Regions from separate parts of the Homo sapiens genome. Here region 1 is linked to region 2. A link is a contact called in ENCODE Hi-C or POLR2A ChIA-PET data. All regions are on one chromosome and are shown on one strand. The core of a region is the stretch at or near the end of the contact, and the rest is flanking DNA. Distances in the headings are between cores, read along the strand shown.

Region 1 (5,836 bases), core at 84-2,583, 42 kb before region 2:
ATTGCCATTTCCTAACAGGGAAGACAGGCATGACAATAAGTAATTGGTTTAGTCTAATTGTGATGTATACACTGATGAAAGCCTGTATAAAACACAAAAGGATGGAGTGATTCGTACTCTCTTGGTGGGCAACACAAACCCTGCCAGACCTTTCAGTTCACAGAACAAGTGAAGTCACACAAACAGAGAGCCCAGCTGCCATCTTTGTTCAATTGCCAAGCCAGTGGCAACCATTCCCATCCTGCCTGTTATGGTGCCTCCTCCTTTCTCCCAGCTGCCAAGGAGCAGATGTCTACAGAAATGGGTCATGGGATTGGGACATTTGGAAGGTGAGAAGAAGGAGGAATAAGAACATATTATAAAGTACCATTAATGATGCTCAAGTGCAGTGAACTTCAGGCAGGTTGCTAGTGAAGGGAAGATGGCCAGGGCAGGACCCAGGGGTACAGAAAGCATATTGGCAAGAGAGCACTAATGGGCAACTGTACACACTTCCATGCAAGCCTTGAGATGGTTGGGTGTCAGAGTCAGGGAGCTTGGTGAAGCGAAGAAGGGGAGATGGGAAAATTAACAAAGCAAAATAAGATAGCAACCACGATGCTAAACTTGTAGCAAAACATGCCTTTATGAAGATCCTAGTGGACTGTGCTAAGTCGAGGTGATGTCTAAAAGAATCAATGCTGAGCGTCTGTGGGACTATGGGCCTCTTTTACAACTGGGGATGAAAATGTTGGCAAACACACCCTTTTCTCATACCCTTTGGAATGCTTACAGAATAGTGGTGCCAACAGTTGGGTCTGTGTTGGAAGTTCAGTCGACATTTGTACAGTGGAAGAATGACAATGAAGCATCAGTTCCACAGGCTTATCTATCCAGAGGGCCATTTGTGTTCTTATCTTGGAATAGACAGCGGTGTTTGGAATTCTGTTGGTTTCCAGGACATTGCCCAGTGAGGCGTAAAGAAAGGGAAGAATTTTATTCCTGAAAGGTGTGTCCCTGGTACATGTTTTCAGAGAAGGACCCTCTGAGTCTCTCCTTCCCATGGTATGGGCAGAAAGCTGGTGTGAGGAACACATGCATACAGCGGATAGAGACAAAAATCTGTTCAATTTTAAAAAAAGATTTGATTGTGTGACTCACATTTAAGTTCACTCCACCACATTCCGGGCAACTTCTGTGTATCTTGGTATCAGCAGGAAGCAGAAACACTTAAATGATGCAAAAAATACCTTAAGGATTAAAGAAGAAAGCCTGAGCCAGCAGGGCAGAGGAACTGATGGAAGCCAGATGACCAGAACACACAAGGAAGGGGCCCCCGCTGGCCTGCAGCCCTGCATTCTCCCAGGGAGACCTGGTACAGCTTTATATCTGTGGCTGGCAGGCCCTTCCAAGTGGTCTGGCCTCTGAGCTTGAGTTCAAGAATGAAACCTTTCTTCTCAAGAAGGCCCAAATGGCATCTCCTTTAAAGCTGGAACAACCCAGGAATATGTCAACAACTCTTTTTCAATCTACAACCCCAGGTCACAAATGCCCAACCTTCCATCTTGGTGATACTGACATGTACCCATTGAGAAAGTCAAGATTCATCATTAGTCTACCTTGGGTCAGCCCATTTCATAACAGAACTATATGTGTTTGCTAGGGCTTCCATAGCCACGTATCGCATACTGAGTGGCTTAAATCAGAAATTTATTCTCTCACAGTTCTGGAGGCTGGAAGTCTGAGCTCTAGGTGTCGTCAGGACTTTGTCCCCTCTGAAGGTGCCAGAACAGGACTGAGTTTGTTCTAGACCTCTCCCAGCTTTGAGCATTTCCTCTGCGTGTGTCAGCATTACTCCAATCTTCACGTGGTGCTCCCATTTCTATGTGTTTGTGTTCAAATTTCCCTTTTCTATTTAGGGCCCACCCTACTCCTCCAGTAGGACCTCATCTTAACTTAACCAATTACATCTGCAACAACCCTTTTTCCAAATAAGATCACAGTCTGCAGTATTGGGGGTTAGTCAGCTTTGGTTGAAAATCCAATATACGAGTTTGATGTGGGGTGGGGTGGATAAATTTAACTCATAACAAAAACATTGAATTTATTTCCTGGTTTGAGAAATTATTTAAAATTCATAAGATAAACCCACCATAACAAAAAAATTGGGGTTCTGTTTAAAAAGAGAATAAATGTGGCACAAGGTCTTAGTAATAAGAAAGATACAGGGAAAGTCACAGACCCTAGGGTATCAGTAAAAGAACAACTCAGTCCCTCCTCCTTCCACCCCTGGGTAAAGGTAACAAACATCATCAGTGTCTTTAACAGAAAGGGAGGGTTAAACTTCACATTTTGAAATACGGGCTAAGTGTAAGAGTCAGCAAACTGTGGCCTGTGGGTCAAATCTAGCCCTCCATCTGTTTTTGTAAATAAAGTTTTATTGAAACACTGCCTCACCCATTTGTTTACATATTGTCTGTGGCTGCTTTTGCATAATAGCAGCAGAGCTGAGTTGTTGCAATAGAGACCATGTGACCCACAAAGCCTAAAACATTTACTATCCAGTCCTTTACAGAAAAACTTCACCAACATCTGGACTAGTACAAGGCAATGCTTAGAAAAACAACAGTCCTAGAGAAAAGGGAAATTCTAAGGCGGTAACACAGCATGGCTATTAGGGAGCATCTGAGGCCTGGGGACTGGCAGGAAAGGTTGGATAGAGCTCATGAGGATTGTACTGCCTTCCTCAAACAGGCAGAGGAGCAAGCTCTTCAAAGGCTAATTCTTGGGGAACAAATATTCCAGGTCAGCAGACACTGGGTTCCTCTCTTTCCAGTCATGGAAGGTGTAGCAATAGTCTATTTTCCCCAAGGCAAGGCAATTCTCTGCTAGTTACAAAATCCTTTTGCTTGGGGGATCTAATGTCTAATAAAACAACTTCACCTAATCAGGATTTGGAAAGAGGAGTCTGGCCCTTTTGGCCCTGTGTCTTCCTGAAAGTTCTGAGTCCCACCACGCACTTCAGGGCAATGGTTCTGAGCCCACTGCAGTGGTTCATGGGGGCTGCTCTCAGAGGCGCTTTCCCCAGTCCTTTGGGAGACAAGAAAATAAAGTGGGGCTTTCATCACATTATTTTATTCCATTCACAACGCTATCCTTTATTCTGAACCATGCCCTCCACCTTCGGAGTTCGAGCATGGCACATCTCCTGTGAAATGGTGGTGAAAGTAGTTGATCACCGATTATTTATTTTCTCTTATCCTCATTGGATGAAATTAAAAAGTGGCCAGCCCAACTTACTTTTTGTTTTTCCTTCTGAAAATGTATAAGCCCTAAATATTCAAACATCTGGGAAGCATGACTCTGGGCAGGGCCTATGGGCCCAGCTTTCCCTGTGTGGGGCACCAGCCTGTGGAGAATGGATGCCTCAGGTGACTTTTCTCCAGCAAATACGCTGCTCCAGAATGGCTGGAAATTCCCTTTCCCTTCTGTGTGGTCTCCCCCTTTGCCTGTAAGTCACAGACACCCAACTGGAGTTAGCTGACACAAAAAAAGGAAAATGGCTCACATAATCAAACTGCTGAAGAGACAGGGGCAGAGTGGGCTCCGGGCCCCCATGAACCCGGCTCTCCAGGCCCCCAGGACCTCCATGTCCATGTCCTGTCTCCTGTTCTTTCTCTCCTCCATCATCATTTTCTCCTGAAGGAGAGGCATGGCTGTTAGCAGCCCCCGGCTTCCTCCCTGCAGCTCCCTGAAGGGAGAGAAAAAATGGTGGGTTCTAGTCCGCTTTGGTTGAAAAATCCCAGGGAGAGGCGTTGGTTGGCCTGGCTTGAATTACATAGCTGTTCCTGAACCAAAGGACCATTATGACCCAGACAGTCGGATGCCCCTCACTCCCCCAGGGTCTTTATGTCTCCTCAGTGAGGCTTCTCTGCCCACCCACTTAAATTGTACCCCTCAACCCCCAAGAAATCGCTGTCTCTCCTTATCCTACTCTATTTTTTTCCATAGCATTTATTGTCTTCTGACATACTAATTTGCTAAGATTTCTGTCTAGCTCCTCCCACTATAATGTAAGCTCCAGAAGGCAAGGATTATTGTCTATTTTGCTTATTAATATACCCTAGTGTTGGCCGGGCGCGGTGGCTCAAGCCCGTAATCTAAACACTTTCGGAGGGTGAGGTGGGTGGATCACTTGAGGTCAGAAGTTTGAGACGAGCCTGATCAACATGGTGAAACACCATCTCTACTAAAAATATAAAAATTAGCCGGTGTGGTGGCATGTGCCTGTAATCCCAGCAATTCAGGAGGCTGAGACATGAGCACAAGAATCACTGAACCTGGAAGGCAGAGGTTACGGTGAACTGAGATCACACCACTGTATTCCAGCCTGGGAAACAGAGCGAGACTCGGTCTGAAAACAAAACAAAACAAAAAATAAAAAAAAATATATATATATAGTGTAAATATATATATACACATTCCCTAGTGCCTGGTGCACAGCAGCTTCATAAATATTTGTGGTGGAATAAAGAAATGAACAGTCTTGATGGTCAGTCTCCTCGCACTAGAATGTAATCCTCCCATTAGAGCAGGGATTTTGATTTTTTTTTCTTTTTGTTCAGACAGGGTCTCACTCTGTCACTCAGGCTGGAGTGCAGTGGTGCAATCACGGCTCACTGTAGCCTCAACCTCCCAGGCTCAAGCAATCCTCCCACCTCAGCCTCCTGAGTAGCTGGGACTACAGGTGCAGACCACCATGCCTGGCTAATTTGTTGTACTTTTTGTAGAGATGGGGTTTTGCCATGTTGCCCAGGCTGGTCTCAAACTCCTGGGCTCAAGCTATCCTCCCACCTTGGTCTCCCAAAGTGCTAGGATTACAGATGTGAGCCACCACGCTGGCCAGGATTTTGATTTTTGTTTGTTTGTTTTTTTCCCTAGACAACAGATACATCCTAGTGCCTAGAATAGTGCCGCACCCAGCACCCAGAGGACTGTCAATGAATATTTGTTGACTTTGATGAATGAATGATTCCCTGTGGCTGTGGAGATGGCCCAATCAAAGCATTTTATCTCCATGGCTACAGTAACTCATTGATTCCCTTCCCAGAAGTGGAGCTCTGCTGTGGCTAATAAATATCCACTACATTTTCCTAACTTGGAGTGAACGTGGGCCCGAATGTAAAGCTCCAATACGTATAAGGTTAGAGCTTGGCACAAAGCAAGAAAACACAGCTGCCCATATGAACCACAGTAAAGTGAGGATGAGTACAATTGAGCTAGAGTTGACAGGCATACCTGACAGAAAACACCAGGCTTTAAAGCCAAACTCTGATCTTATGGGTACTTCTTTTAGCTTGCCGGGATCCTCCTGCACTTTTCTTAACCTTGCATTTCTAGAAAAATGCGGGTTTCAATTGATGAGCAAATATTAAGTGGTATATTTCTCTGGGTATGCACTAGCCTTCATACTTTCTGTCATAGACATTACAATTTTCTTCAATTTTTAAAAATGTCCATATGCAAACCTTCTATTAAACCAAACCTTTGATCTCCCCATACTCTGAATGCCTCCATATGACGTGTTACCATGGAGATGTTCACATATACCTCATTTAATTGTGTAAACAGCATACAGCTCTGTCCATCTTAATCTCATCAATACACAGTTTCATTTTTCCCCTTTTCTGCTGTAAGTTTTGATCTTGCTTTAGGTGAATTTAGAACACCATGCTTAAGGGCTCAGGTGTTTCAAGTAAACAAAGAAATTAAATTTCTCTTGATGAATTTACTAGCCTCCTCCTGTCCAATATTCAATTAATTCAGATGTAGAAGAAACCCTTTAACACGCTGGAAT
Region 2 (5,648 bases), core at 1,593-4,092:
CATCCACACAGAGGTTCATCAGGGAACCTTTCCACTAGACCCTCAGAGACAGGGGCACTACCCCTCAGGATTCCCAGCCGGTGAACTGAGACTCAGTTGTTTTCCTGAAGGTTAGCCAGGGGCTGGAATCCAGCCCATCCACTCCGTCCTTGTTCCTGCCCCTATAACCTGTGTATAAAGAGCTCTTCATTTATAATTTGGTGTTTACTTCAAAATACTCCAGGGGACTTCTGCCCCATCTTCCAACCTCCAAGATTCTGAATAATTTATTTTAAAAGTTGCTCACAGCATGTTTGCTCCATGAGGTGCGGTAGGGGAAAAGAGAGTGTTATTTGGAAAGGCTGTTTCAGTTGATAGAAAGACAGGTGAGCAATTGTTTTTATTTTCTAAAATCCTCATGCAAATATATCTGTACATGTAATGGCTAATGATGAGCTGGCAAATTTGGCTTGGCATTGAATGAGATCCAGCTCAAAATTAGAATAAGCCAGCGGTAAGACCAAAGGCCTCTCAGCCCAGGTTTCTGTCCGACCATTCCTTTCATTTGCATCATGGTTTCTTAATTTTGAGAAATAAATAGCCCCCTTTTAAGGGGGGAAAAAAGTGTTCGAGGAAAATGGATTTAAAAATTATATTTGCTTGTAATAATCACTGCAAAACAGAAGTTTTGATTTTATAATTGGAAGACTAATAACTTTTTAGAAGGTCTTGTAAATGAAAACACAAGATAAAAAACTCTCAGAGTGGCTGAGCACAATGGCTCATGCCTGTTATCCCAGCATTTTGGGAGGCTGAGGTGGGAGGATCACTTGAGTCCAGGAATTCAAGACTAGCCTGGGCCATATAGTGAAACCCCATTTCTGCCAAAAATTAGAAACTTAGCTGGGCGTGGTAGCATGCACCTGTCGTCCCAGCTACTCAGGAGGCTGAGGTAGGAGGATTGCTTGAGCCCGGGATGTCGAGGCTGCAGTGAGCTGTGATTGTGCCACTGCACTCCAGTGTGGGCAACAGAGCAAGACCCTGTCTCAAGAAAAACAACTCTTAGAGAGACCTCAGATTCCAGTTTGAGAAACAGTGGAAGCCATTTTTCCTGGGAAACCTCTGGTAGATGTTATGTACAACCTGGACCCAGACCATTGACCTGTCAGCCCAGCAGCCGTGCCCTAAGATGCCACTGTTCTTAGGTAGTCCCTTCACTATTAATAACTCTAAAGACACTGAGGCATTGGAGAAGTGGACAAAGACTGATACGTTGTGAGGGCTGGAGGGCAAAGAGAGAAAAACTTGCCACTTGGAATGCAGCTAGAGCGGAGCATGACTGTGGAACGACCCTGAGTTGGAAGACAGCTGCTGTGAGCAGAGTGGGAGAAAGAGAGGGGTACTCCTTTTTGGGGGCTGCTGCTGCAAGACACCAAGAACTAACTGGGCAACTTAAAACATCAGAAATGTATTCTCTCACAGTCCTGGAGGCTGGGAGTCTGAAATCAAGGTGTCAGCAGAGCCATCCTCTCTCTGATGGCTCTAGGAATGGAGCCTTCCATGCCTCTTCCAGTTCCTCATGTTTGCTGGCTATCCCTGGTGTTCCTGGGCTTGTAGAGGCATCACCCCAGCCACATGGCCGTCTTCTTCCTGTGTGTCATCACATCCTCTTTCCTCTGCACATCTGCCTCTGCGTCTCTGCTCCTCTTCTTAAACCAGTCTAAATTAGTTCAACCATTGTGGAAAGCAGTGTGGTGGTTCCTCAAAGAACTAAAAACAGAACTACCATTTGACCCAGCCATCCCATTATTGGATCTATACCCGAGGGAATATAAATCATTCTACCATAAAGACACATGCACGCATGTGTTCATTGCAGCACTATTCACAATAGCAAAGATACGGAATCAACCTAAATGCCCATCAACGGTGGACTGAATAAATAAAATGTGGCACATATACACCATGGAATACTATGCAGCCATAAGAAGAGAATAATATTATGTCCTTTGCAGGAACATGGATAGAGCTGGAGGCCTTATCCTAAGGGAACTAACGCAGGAACAGAAAACCAAATACTTCATGTTCTCACTTATAAGTGTGAGCTAAATAATGAGGACACAGAGATACAAAGAGGGGAACAACAGACACTGAGGCCCCCTTGAGGGAGGAGGGTAGCAGGAGGGAGAGGTTCAGAAAAAAAAAAACAGGTACTATGCTTAGTACCTGGGTGATGCAATAATATATACCAAACCCCCACGACATGAGTTTACCCATAAAACAAACCTGTATGTGTACCCCTGAACATAAAAGTTAAAAAAAAGAAAAGAACACCAGTCATATGGGATTAGGGCTCACCCACATGTCCTCATATTAACTTGATTACCCCTGTAAAGACCCTATCTCTAAATAAGGTCACATGCTAAGATACTGAGGGTTGGAGCTTCAGCTTGTACCAAGAGCAGGTTGGGAGAAACCTGGGTGGGTAAAGAGGTGGGAAAACCAAAACCAGAAGAGGGAATGGAGAGGCTGCCAAATCTCTTCAATCCACCCTACAGTGGTGTGCAGAGTCGCCTGGACTCATCTCATTAGGACAGAATGAGAATCTCACTTTATACACCACAAAACACCACAGAGCCCAATTGTTCGCCTTTAGACTGTTGTGCAGATGCAGCTCCAGCACATGGGGCACACAATTTAAAGCACAAAGCAAGACAGACTTTCTCTGTTATTAACAGAAGTCTCTGGAAAGAGCTACTCTTGATGTGACGAACTCACAGAGGTGAAAATGTCCTTCTAGGGCGATGGCTCAGCAGAGGCTGGCGATCGGCCAGGAAAGCACATCTGGTGCCGCTCAACCGGATGCCCTGGGTGGGTGATATTTACAGTAAAATACAGCAGCTCTAATGAAATTTCCACAGTGGTTACTTGGCAAATTGATGGTTTTGTTGAGATAAGGAGAAAGATGGGACGAGGGGGGAAAGGGGGAGAGCCAAACTGAGAAAAACACACACACACACACACACACACAGACCATTTTAGTCATTAGGAAAGAAAGTTGTGAGCATACCAGTCAGGGCACTTGTGATTTAAGTCAGAAAACGGTTTTGATTTAAGTTGGAATTCAGCTTTGAGGGCATGGGATGACCTGGCCTTATAATCCCATAGATTTGAAAGTGATTGCGGATTTATAGACACTCACTGCACACATAGCCTGAGAGCACAGACTCTGCTTTCAAGGGGCGTGTGATGTTTTAAAGAAAGTTCAAAGTGCTGCTAGAAATGTGTCTAAAACAGACAAGTGACTCTGAGGACACATTCATTTTTTATTGAGAGTCCGGCTAAACATGTAGTTGTGACAAGATGTTAAAAACCGTTATTTAATCATGTGTTCCCTCCCTTATGTTCATGCTGGGAACATGCCTGGGTGAAATCATGGAAACACCACACCCAAGATTCTGTTGTTAAAGCACTGATGACTTCTGACCCAATCATAAAGTTGACAGCAAAACCAGCTTATTTTTCAGAGTTCAAAAGAACAATCCTGTAATCTGTAAGATGTTTGAGAAAAAGTCCTAGTCTTAATGTTCTTTTTCTTTAAGCTCTTTGTGGAAGTAAGCTGGTTATAACTAATAGAGAAATAAAGAACAACTCATAACTCTTCCCCTAAATACTGATTCCAGTGACTTCCATGCTGAAAGAGCATCCACGGGTTTAAAAACTCTGTTCAAGGAACAGTGCCAGGTACCAAGGATACAGGAGGTATAACACAGACCCTAACACAGACTCCAATTGCAAGGGATCTGCACTTCATTTATCCATTCATCCTTCACCAATCCATTCAAACAGCCAACGTTTGTTGAAGATTTGCCATGTGCCACCTTTCTTTCACCAGGGAGATGGAGGTCCAGAAGGAAAATCTTTCCCGTCAAGGAGGCTCAGAGTCTATTGGGAAGAAAAACAGGTAACAATTATGCTGCTTCTTCAGAACCAGGTCTACAGGTGACCACCAAGAACTGTGGTCTGTGAGTAACTACTAAGGAAGGAGAAAGCACTTGTGGAAAAGCCAGCCTCAGTATTAAGGCAGACTCTGTGGAGGGCCAGATGAATGGCGAGGACTGTAAGTGTTCTCAGAGACAGAAGAGGGGGGTATTCAGCACATCTAGAATATTAATATATTGAGCTTCCAAGTATATTGGAGAAGAAAATAGAAAATTTAAAGGAATTTTATAACTACACTTTATGGGTAAATATTCCATTTCTCTCATTTTTCCCTACAATCACAACTGTATCAAATATAGTTCCCTAGACCGTGCATGGTGGCTCATGCCTGTAATCCCAGCACTTTGGGAGGCCGAGGCAGGTGGAATGCTTGAGCTCAGGAGTTTGAGACCTGCCTGGGCAATGTAGCGAATCCCCATCTCTACAAAAAATACAAAAATTAGCCAGGTGTGTGGCGCATGTCTGTAGTTTCAGCTACTGTGGGGGCTGAGGTGGGAGGATCACTTGAGCCTGGGAGGTGGAAGTTGCAGTGAGCCGAGATTGTGCCACTGCACTCCAACCTGGGTGACGGAGTGAGACCCGCTCTCAAAAAACAAAACAAAACAAAAAAACACTTTTTAAAAAATAGTTCCTATAACAAGACCTGAAACCCTTCAGTGATTTGGGATGGGAGCGTGAATGCTAGGAATGGGAAAAGGATGGATCTAGTTGAAAATAAACATGAAACAAGGCTCTCAGAGATGACTTCTCTTAAGTCCATATTGGAACCCCCAGAACACTTTCTCTCCACTCCTTTCCTGATGACTGACCCTCTTGAGAGCTCTCTCCTTGTCTATTCTCCTTCCTGGACAACGATCAGCTTGGCCTGGCTTTATTAGCACTTATAGTGAATTCTTCATCTGAAAACTACCAATGAACTACCAACCCTGTCTGCCATAATAAGCCAACAGCCCTGTCTTGGTTATAGACAGCTAATATCATCTGCACTTAAAGTCTCTGCTCCAGGAGATAGCCTCAGTCTTCTCCATATCCTATGATGAGAGATGGATGAGAGCCCTTTAAAATAAATGTATCTACACATGCAAAGGGCTGTTAAAATTAGTTTTAAGCCATGGGAAGAAATTACAGAGGAATATATATTCAATGAGACTGCAAGCTTAAATTACTGATAGACAGACAGAATGGAGGAGAATGCCAGATGAAACTCTCTGATTTATTGGTAATAATAATCTGACTCTATGTCAGATAGAGTATAGGAATTACTATCAATAATGAGCACTTATTTATATATCTCATATAGGGAGAGATCAGGAGAACTGTTCCAAAGATGTACATGAAAGTATAATATGCCAGGAGCAGATAAGTATAATTTTATTGATTAGTCAACTGGGTTAGGACCTCACTTGTGGAAGAATGATGTGCACAACCAAGTTTTAATTGTGCTTATGTCACTGGGCAACTCTAGAGATGCCTCCTCTTTCTCTTTTCCTGTGATTTCTCCCATCTCCTCCACCTCTTAGAATCCTACTTGCCCTTCAAAGCTTAGCTCACTTCTCCTCCCTGATGTGAACACTTCCTTAACTACAGTAGGCTGTATATTAGCTTCCTCTTCTGATCCCCAGCTGCAGTTATTTTCTGAACAAACCATTGGCACTTTTCTCTTTTCT

The links. Hi-C counts contacts between places; a loop is a spot of excess contacts on that map. ChIA-PET counts read pairs that join two places held with the same protein, here RNA polymerase II (POLR2A). Pooled maps may share reads with other maps.
Region 1: a loop to region 2 is called in a map of endothelial cell of umbilical vein, with 7 times the contacts of the local background. The contact joins two enhancer-like sites. A Hi-C loop is called at or near these places in 3 of 168 maps with a recorded cell type or tissue (B cell, CD8-positive, alpha-beta T cell and endothelial cell of umbilical vein) and 14 of 50 pooled maps. POLR2A ChIA-PET finds 5 or more read pairs at or near these places in 2 of 52 experiments (H1 and activated naive CD4-positive, alpha-beta T cell).

Annotation. Positions count from the first base shown.
Region 1 is chr6:15,918,073-15,923,908 of GRCh38, reverse strand. No RefSeq gene overlaps it. Among named protein-coding and RNA genes, the nearest start is that of LINC02543, 74 kb to the left of the region's middle. Within about 2 kb of position 1,333, at least 3 of the 41 ENCODE cell types and tissues checked have a DNase peak (open chromatin) inside an H3K27ac peak, as active enhancers do.
Region 2 is chr6:15,877,330-15,882,977 of GRCh38, reverse strand. No RefSeq gene overlaps it. Among named protein-coding and RNA genes, the nearest start is that of LINC02543, 110 kb to the left of the region's middle. RefSeq lists an enhancer at 2,671-2,720. Within about 2 kb of position 2,842, at least 7 of the 41 ENCODE cell types and tissues checked have a DNase peak (open chromatin) inside an H3K27ac peak, as active enhancers do.